Linked DNA regions of Homo sapiens: region 1 is linked to region 2. Evidence: read pairs that join two places in POLR2A ChIA-PET (ENCODE). Cell type or tissue: A673. All regions are shown on one strand.

The links. Peaks named below come from ENCODE experiments on the same cell type or tissue, not always from the same donor. Only the 100,000 strongest peaks of a DNase experiment are listed, where the experiment ranks them.
Region 1: POLR2A ChIA-PET joins it to region 2 with 9 read pairs; 4 of 35 experiments call an interaction of 5 or more read pairs at or near these places.

Annotation. Positions count from the first base shown.
Region 1 is chr16:3,929,263-3,933,262 of GRCh38, forward strand. No RefSeq gene overlaps it. Among named protein-coding and RNA genes, the nearest start is that of TRIDDENT, 19 kb to the right of the region's middle. In A673, no CTCF peak of the experiment used is centred here; DNase peaks (open chromatin) are centred at 1,539 and 2,869.
Region 2 is chr16:3,709,370-3,713,369 of GRCh38, forward strand. The region is part of intron 1 of TRAP1 (TNF receptor associated protein 1); the gene reads right to left. Among named protein-coding and RNA genes, the nearest start is that of TRAP1, 6.2 kb to the right of the region's middle. In A673, no CTCF peak of the experiment used is centred here; no DNase peak of the experiment used is centred here.

The DNA.
Region 1 (4,000 bases), 220 kb after region 2:
TGAGCCACCACGCCCAGCCGCTTATTGTAATTTTTAGAATAATTGCTAAAAATGGTAAAAAACCAGAATAGCTCTCAAACTAACACAGGAACAAAATGAAAATGTAAAAATGCAACCAAACTAAACAAAGCCAAAAATGAGATAAAAGAACAGAGAAGGCCAGGAGCAGTGGCTCATGCCTGTAATCCCAGCAATTTGGGCGGCTGAGGCAAGTGGATCACTTGAGATCAGGAGTTCGAGACCAGCCTGGCCAACATGGTGAAACCACATCTCTACTAAACATACAAAAATTAGCCAGGCGTGGTGACGGGTGTCTGTGATCCCAGCTACTCAGGAAGCTGAGGCAGGAGAACTGCTTGAACCCAGAGGCAGACGTTGCAGTGAGCTGAGATTGCACCATTGCGCTCCAGTCTGAGCAACAGAGTGAGACGCTGTCTCAAAAAAAAAAAAAAAAAGAAAAAAAAAAATAGGACAGAGAATAGGTGATGAATAGAAAGCCCATTCATGGCAAACTGCATATCAGTAATTACATGAATGGTAAGTGGGTTAAATGCTCCAGCTAAAAGACAAAGATTGTCATACTGGATAGACACCAAATCCAACAAATATTAAATACAAGAAACACGTGTAATACTTAGAGATAAAGCAAGACTGAAAGGAAAATAATAAAGAAGTATACACTATTGAAATACTATTAGGACAGCCAGTGTAGTAAATTCCAATGTCAAGCAAATGTACTTTAAAATGAAAAAAAAAAAAAAAAGCGTCTCTAGAATTAAGGAGGGTCACCCTATAATAATAAAAGATTATTTTAAATTTGTATGTACCTAATTACATGATACATAGAGCAATGTGAACAGAATTATATGGAGAAACAGACAAGTCCATATTCATAGTGGGATGTTTGACACAGCTTTTTCAGTAATCAATGGAACAGGCAGACAATAAATCAATAACACTGTAGAAGATTTGAGACATCATAATGAACAATCTTGTTGTATGAACATATGGAGAACTGTGCACCCAACAAGTGAAAAATATGTTATTTTCAAAAAGATATCATCCATTTTAAAATACGATGATCTGCTGGGCCAAAACGCAAGTTTCAACACATTTCAAAGGATTAAAATACAGCAGATAATGTTATCCTAACATATTGCAAATAGTTTAAGAATCGATAATAAAAATATTAAAAAGTCCCTGTACCTTTGAAAACTATACTTTCGAGTAACGTGCTTCTAAAATATACTTCTAAATAATGCATGGGTTTCAGAACAAATAAAAACGGAAATTTGAAATTACTTTGAACTATACTATATGTAATGAAAAACAAAATACAACAAAACTTATGGAGTAAAGCTAATGCAGTGTTTGGGGGGAAATTTATAGCCTTAATTGCATATTTTAGGGAAGAAGAAAGACTTAAAATATAATGAGCTAAGCACATTCATTTTAAGATGTCAGGAAAAGAACAACTAAAGAAACCCAACAAAAATAGACAGGAGGAAATGATTTAAATATATAATAAAGTAGACAGGAGGAAATGATTTCAATGTATAATAAGTATAAAAACAAACACACAACGGAGAGAATCAACAAAGCCAAAACTGAAACCACTAATAAAATTGGTTAATCCCTAAAGAGAATGATTAAAAGGAAACAATTTGACAGTTTTCACAAAAGGCATCTGTGAAAAGAAAAAGAAAATAGAAAAGGAAAAGGCTGGGCGTGGTGGCTCACGCCTGTAATCCCAGCACTTTGGGAGGCTGAGGCGGGCGGATCACCTGAAATCAGGAGTTTGGCACCAGCCTGGCTAACATGGTGAAACCCCATTTCTACTAAAAATACAAAAAATTAGCTGGGCGTGGTGATGGGTGCCTATAATCCCAGCCACTCAGGAGGCTGAGGCAGGAGAATCGCTTGAACCCGGGAGGCAGAGGTTTCAGTGAGCTGAGATCGCGCCATTGCACTCCAGCTTGGGCGACAAGAGTGAAACTCTATCTCATAAAAAAGAAAAGGAAAAAAAAAAAAGAAAAGAAGGCACAAATAACAAATACAAGAAATAAAAAAGGGACTTCACCACAAAATAAGAGTATATTATCGAAAACTTTAAGCCAACAAACTTGAAAATTTGGTGAAATGAACAGATTCACAGAAAAATACAACCTAACTGACACAATAAGAAATAGAAAACCTTAGTCCTTGGGCAGGTGCAGTGGCTCACACCTGTAATCCCAGCACTTTGGGAGGCCGAGGCGGGCGGATCGCCTGAGGTCAGGAGTTCAAGACTAGCCTGGCCAACATGATGAAACCCCATCTCTACTGAAAATAACAAAAATTAGCTGGGCGTGGTGGCGGGCCCCTGTAATCCCAGCAACTTGGGAGGCTGAGGCAGGAGAATCGCTTGAACTCAGGAGGCGCAGGTTGCAGGAGCAGAGATCACACCATTGCACTCCAGCCTGGGGGACAAGAGCGAGACAAAAAAGAAAATCTTAGTCCTGTAACTATCAGAGAAATTAAACTGTAATTTAAAAAAATCCTATGATAAAACTCAGAGCCTAAATTCCTTCATTAGGGAATACTACTAAACACTGAAGAAAGAAATAAAGCTAAGTTATAACATACTTTTTCCAGAAAGGAGAAAAAGAATCATGGACTAATTTTGGGAGACTAGCATAACCTTTATACTAACAGCCAACGAGAACAGTTAAAAAAAAAAAAAAAGAAAGAAAAATACAGATTAATTTCACTCATTAACTGCAAAAATCCTAGACAAAATATTAGCAAGTCAAATCAAGCAATATATAAAAGGATTATACATAATGACCATATTGGATTTATTCCAGGAATGCAGCTTTGGTGTAACATTAGGAAATCAATGGACAGAATTCACCATGTTAATAGATTGAAGGAGGAAATTCAGCCGGTGTGGTGGCTCATGCCTGTACTTTGAGAAGCCAAAGTGAAGCCAAGTGTTTTGAGAGGCCACACTGTGAGGACAGCTTGAGGCCAGGAGTTTGGAAAGAGCCTGGGCAACATAGTGAGACCCTGTTTCTACAAAAAATTAGCTGGGTATCATGATGCATGCCTATAGTCCCAGCTACTCAGGAGGGTGAGGCGGGAGGATCGTTTGAGCCCAGGAGTTCAAGTTTACAATAAGCTATGATTGTACCACTGCACTCCAGCCTGGGTAACAAAAGAAGACCCTGTCTCTTAAAAAAAAAAAAAAAAAAAGGGTATAAAGGGTTAGGAAGTTGGGAAAAAAATTACCAAAAGAGTCTTTTTTTTTTTCTTTAAGACAGAGTTTTGCTTTTGTTGCCCAGGCTGGAGTACAAGGGCAAGATCTCAGCTCACTGCAACCTCTACTTCCCAGGTTCAAGCAATTCTCCTGCCTCAGCCTCCCAAGTAGCTGGGATTACAGGCGTCTGCCACCACGCCCAGCTAATTTTTTTTTTTTTTTTTTTTTTTGAGACGGAGTTTTGCTCTGTCACCCAGGCTGGAGTACAGTGGCACGATCTTGGCTCACTGCAAGCTCCACCTCCCAGGTTCGCGCCATTCTCCTGCCTCAGTCTCCCGAGTAGCTGGGACTACAGGTGCCCACCACCACACCCAGCTAATTTTTTTGTATTTTTAGTAGAGACGGGGTTTCACTGTGTTAGCCAGGTCTCAATCTCCTGACCTTGTGATCCACCTGCCTCAGCCTCCCAAAGTGCTGGGATTACAGGTGTGAGCCACTGTGCCCGGCTAATTTTTATATTTTTAGTACAGACAGGGTTTCACCGTGTTGATCAGGCTGGATGGTCTTGAACTCCTGACCTCAGGCGATCCACCTGCCTTGGCCTCCCAAAGTCCTGGGATTATAGGCGTGAGCCACTGCACCTGGCCCAGAGTCATTATTCTTATATACTGATTCTATATGAAGAAAATCCAAAAGAATCTACTGATAAACATTACAGTTAAAATATTTTAGCAAGGTTAATGGATATAGAGTCAATATACA
Region 2 (4,000 bases):
AGATAGCATTTTCACTACCAGATTGACAGATGTTTTAAATACTGTCATTCTAGCACTGGTGAAGGTGTGAGAAACTGTTGGCAATGCCGTCTGTTATCTTGGGGAAACTCAGCAACAACCTAAATGTCCGCCATGAGAGGGTTACATAAATTACAAAACATCCTCGCTATGGAATACCAGAGCTCTGTGGCGACAGGAAACAAACCCCAGAATATAAGTGGAAAATGCAAGGTACGGAAGATTACACACGGTTCCTTCCCAGTTTACCTTTGTTTCCCTTTTTTTTGTGTGTGTGTGTGAGACGGAGTTTTCGCTCTTGTTGCCAGGCTGGAGTGCAGTGGCGCCATCTCGGCACACCACAACCTCCACCTCCCAGATTCAAGCGATTCTCCTGCCTCAGCCTCCTAAGTAGCTGGGATTACAGGCATGCGCCACCACGCCCGGCTAGTTTTGTATTTTTCGTAGAGACAGGGTTTCTCCATGTTGGTCAGGCTGGTCTCAAACTCCTAACCTCAGGTGATCCACCCGCCTCAGCCTGCCAAAGTGCTGGGATTACAGGCGTGAGCCACCGCGCCTGGCGAGAAGATTCTTAAGTACATGAACATTCTGAACAGAAAGACCTGTATTCCCTCACAAATGTCTGAGTTCTTAGCTCTGGCATTCTCAACACTCACTGTTTCTTGAGGTTTCCTGTGTTCCAGAACCTGGTCTAATCGTTCTCTACTATGATATACTGATACTTCATTCATCAGGAAACATAACTCCTTGAACATAAAGAAAAAGAACAAAAAGCGAAAGGGCACCTCGGAATAGTCAAAATATGGGCCTGAAGCCCTCACCCTGAGCTTTGCTCATGGAAGACTACTGGCCCCATATGAAATCCATCTCATTCTAACAATTTGATGCTAACAAGTTTCCCAGCCACATCTGCAAACTAGGAAAGGAGAGAACAGGGCTCCAGACAGACCTGCAAGTTAAGGCCACAGTAAGAGAGGCCAAAAATATAAACACTCACAATGCAGTTTTGATGTGGGGACACTTCATAGACGAAGGATTCTTCACATTTCAATGGCCCTACGGGAGCCTACATATTAAAACAGAAGACCAAACATTAACACCCGTAATAATGACCCTGAAAACATCCAAGAGAGGTTCAGTCATGGGCCATCAAATGATGGAGTGTTCTAGAAAGACTTCTCATCATAATGGTTAAAATGAAATGTTTTAAAGTCAGCCTCGTGGAAAATTCGCTTGAACATTCCATTGCCTGACAAATGCTGAAATACTGGCAAGTGTGAACTAACATGGCAATGTGCTGTCTTAATTTCTCCTTCGAGGTGCATATCACTAACCCGACACACATAGTTACATTAGAAGGACCCACGTCCTTCTGTCTTCTTCTCAGCAGCATTGCTGAATAGCCTCCTGCTCTTAATATGGCATTTAATTTAGCTATCTCAAAATTAATTTCTTTTATATGTGTGTGTGTATATATATATATATATATATATTTTTTTTTTTGAGACACTGTCACTCTGTCACCCAGACTGTAGTGCAGTGGCGTGATCACAGCTCACTGCAGCCTCGACTTCTCAAGGCTTAAGGGAGCCTCCCACTTCAGCCTCTTGGGTAGCTGGGACCACAGGCACACCCAGCTAATTGGAAAAAAAAAAAAAAGGGTTTTTTGGTAGAGATGGGGGTCTCTCTAGGTTGCCCAGGCTGGTCTCAAACTCCTAAACTCACAGGATCCTCCCGCCGCAGCCCCCAAAGTGCTGGGATTACAAGCATGAGCTACCAGGCCTGGCCAATTTTTTACCTTCTAGCCACATTTCTTAATTATATGGCTATGAAGTAACTGAGCCATTCCTTTTAAAACCAATGATTCAGCTACATGTCCTTTCAATCTACCCAATCTACAGGAATTCACCTGGTTAAAAAGCCAATGGCAGGGCTGGGAACGGTGGCGCACACCTGTAATCCCAGCACTTTGGGAGGCCGAGGCAGGCAGATCACAAGGTCAGAAGTTCAAGACCAGCCTGGCCAACATGGTGAAACTCTACCTCAACTAAAAATACAAAAATTAGCCGGGCACGGTAGTGCATGCCTGTAGCCCCAGCTACTTGGGAGGCTGAGGCAGGAGAACTGCTTGAACCCGGGAGGTGGAGATTGCAGTGAGCCGAGTTCGTGCCACTGCACTCCAGCCTGGGAAACAGAGCAAGACTCCATCTTGAAAAAAACAAAAAAAAAACAAAAACCAAAACAAAAACAAAAAAAACACAGGTGGCAGTAATACTCCCGCAAGTAGATACTGTTTCTCCAAGCTACAGCTTTTATGGTAATTCCTAGTGGTTTTAGCAGAAATAACCAGCCACACCACAAATAAACTCCCTGAAATCTATTTTGTTAAATGCTGTGGAACTACAGGGAAGCCACTTTGTGGACTAAGAGCAGCTTCCTAGTAGAAGGCAGGTCTTCAGTAGGACTAAGCAGGACGGTGGTAAGAAAAGTTCTAGCTGGCTACACTTGAGGCACCAAAAACGCCATCCATGAACATTCTCTGGCTTTGAACCCAAAAGCACTTTTTACTTCATTTGAGTATGAATGGATACATTTTCAATCGCTATCAAGATTCTTTGTCAGGCCCGACGTGGTAGCTCATGTCTGTAATCCCAGCACTTTGGGAGGCCAAAGCAGGCAGATCAAAAGGTCAAAAGATTGAGACCATCTTGCCCAACACGGTGAAACCTCGTCTCTACTAAAAATACAAAAATTGGCTGGCCATGGTGGCATGCACCTGTAGTCCCAGCTACTCAGGAGGCTGAGGCAGGAGAACTGCCTGAATTCAGGAGGCGGAAGTTGCAGTGAGCTGAGGTCATGCCACTGCACTTCAGCCTGGCGACAGAAAGAATCTGTCTCAAAAAAAAAAAAAAAAAAAAAAAAAAAAAAAAAAGATATGTCAGCATTTTGAGACAAGCAAGTATCACAGGCCTCAGTAACAGCCTCTTTCATGGAACTCACCTTTGTCACATGGTATTTACTGACATGGGGGGCAGGAGTAAATGTTTATTTTCCCACAGTTTTCTTATCAACCTGACACCCCCATCCCCACCCCGCAAGCTGCATTCCCTCTCTTCCTGCCAAGGGGTAGCAAAATACTTGGAGATTCCTCTTTTGTCTTAGCTTAGGCCAACTACTCACCCAGTAACCAATAAACGCTTTGCTAATCTCTTACATTCGGATTGATGTGTTTGTTTCCAAGACAGAGTCTTGCACTGTCGCCCAGGAGGGAGTGCAGTGGCACAATCTTGGCTCACTGCAACCTCCAACCTCCACCTCCCAGGTTCAAGCAATTCTCGTGCCTCAGCCTCCCAAGTATCTGGGATTACAGGCGCCTGCCACCACCCTGGCTAATTTCTTTGTATTTTTAGTAGAGACGGGGTTTCGCCATGTTGGCCAGGTTGGTCTCAAATTCCTGAACTCAAGTGATCCACCCACCTCGGCCTCCCAAAGTGCTGGGATTACAGACGAGAGCCACCGCGCCCGGCCTGATGTGTTCTTTTTCAGGCACTCAGATAACTCAGTTCCCTTGGTCCTAACTAAGCTGAAGGTCCTCCTGGTGGCCTTGGACAGCTGGGCCACACCTTCCTCTGCCGTCTAAGTGCCAGCACCACAGCTTAATCAGACGACAAACATGTCATGGACGCTACACCTCTAGCGTCATCTCAGCAACACAAAGAGCTGTTTCACAGACAGAGTCGCAACTGACCAGCAAGTACTACTCCCCTCCACTCTGAAAAGAACAGCCGGAGAGCACCAGAAATTCACCTGAATTCTCCTGAAGGGTGCAGCACACAAGACACGGAAATCAAACAGCACAGGCTCCAAACAAAGGGAGAGCAGAGGGAGGAGGCAAAACCCGTCAACAAAACGAAGTACTGAAGGGGAGGGCGCAGCAGGCAGGCACCACCTACAGGAGCGGGGTCCAGGTGAGGCTCTTTTT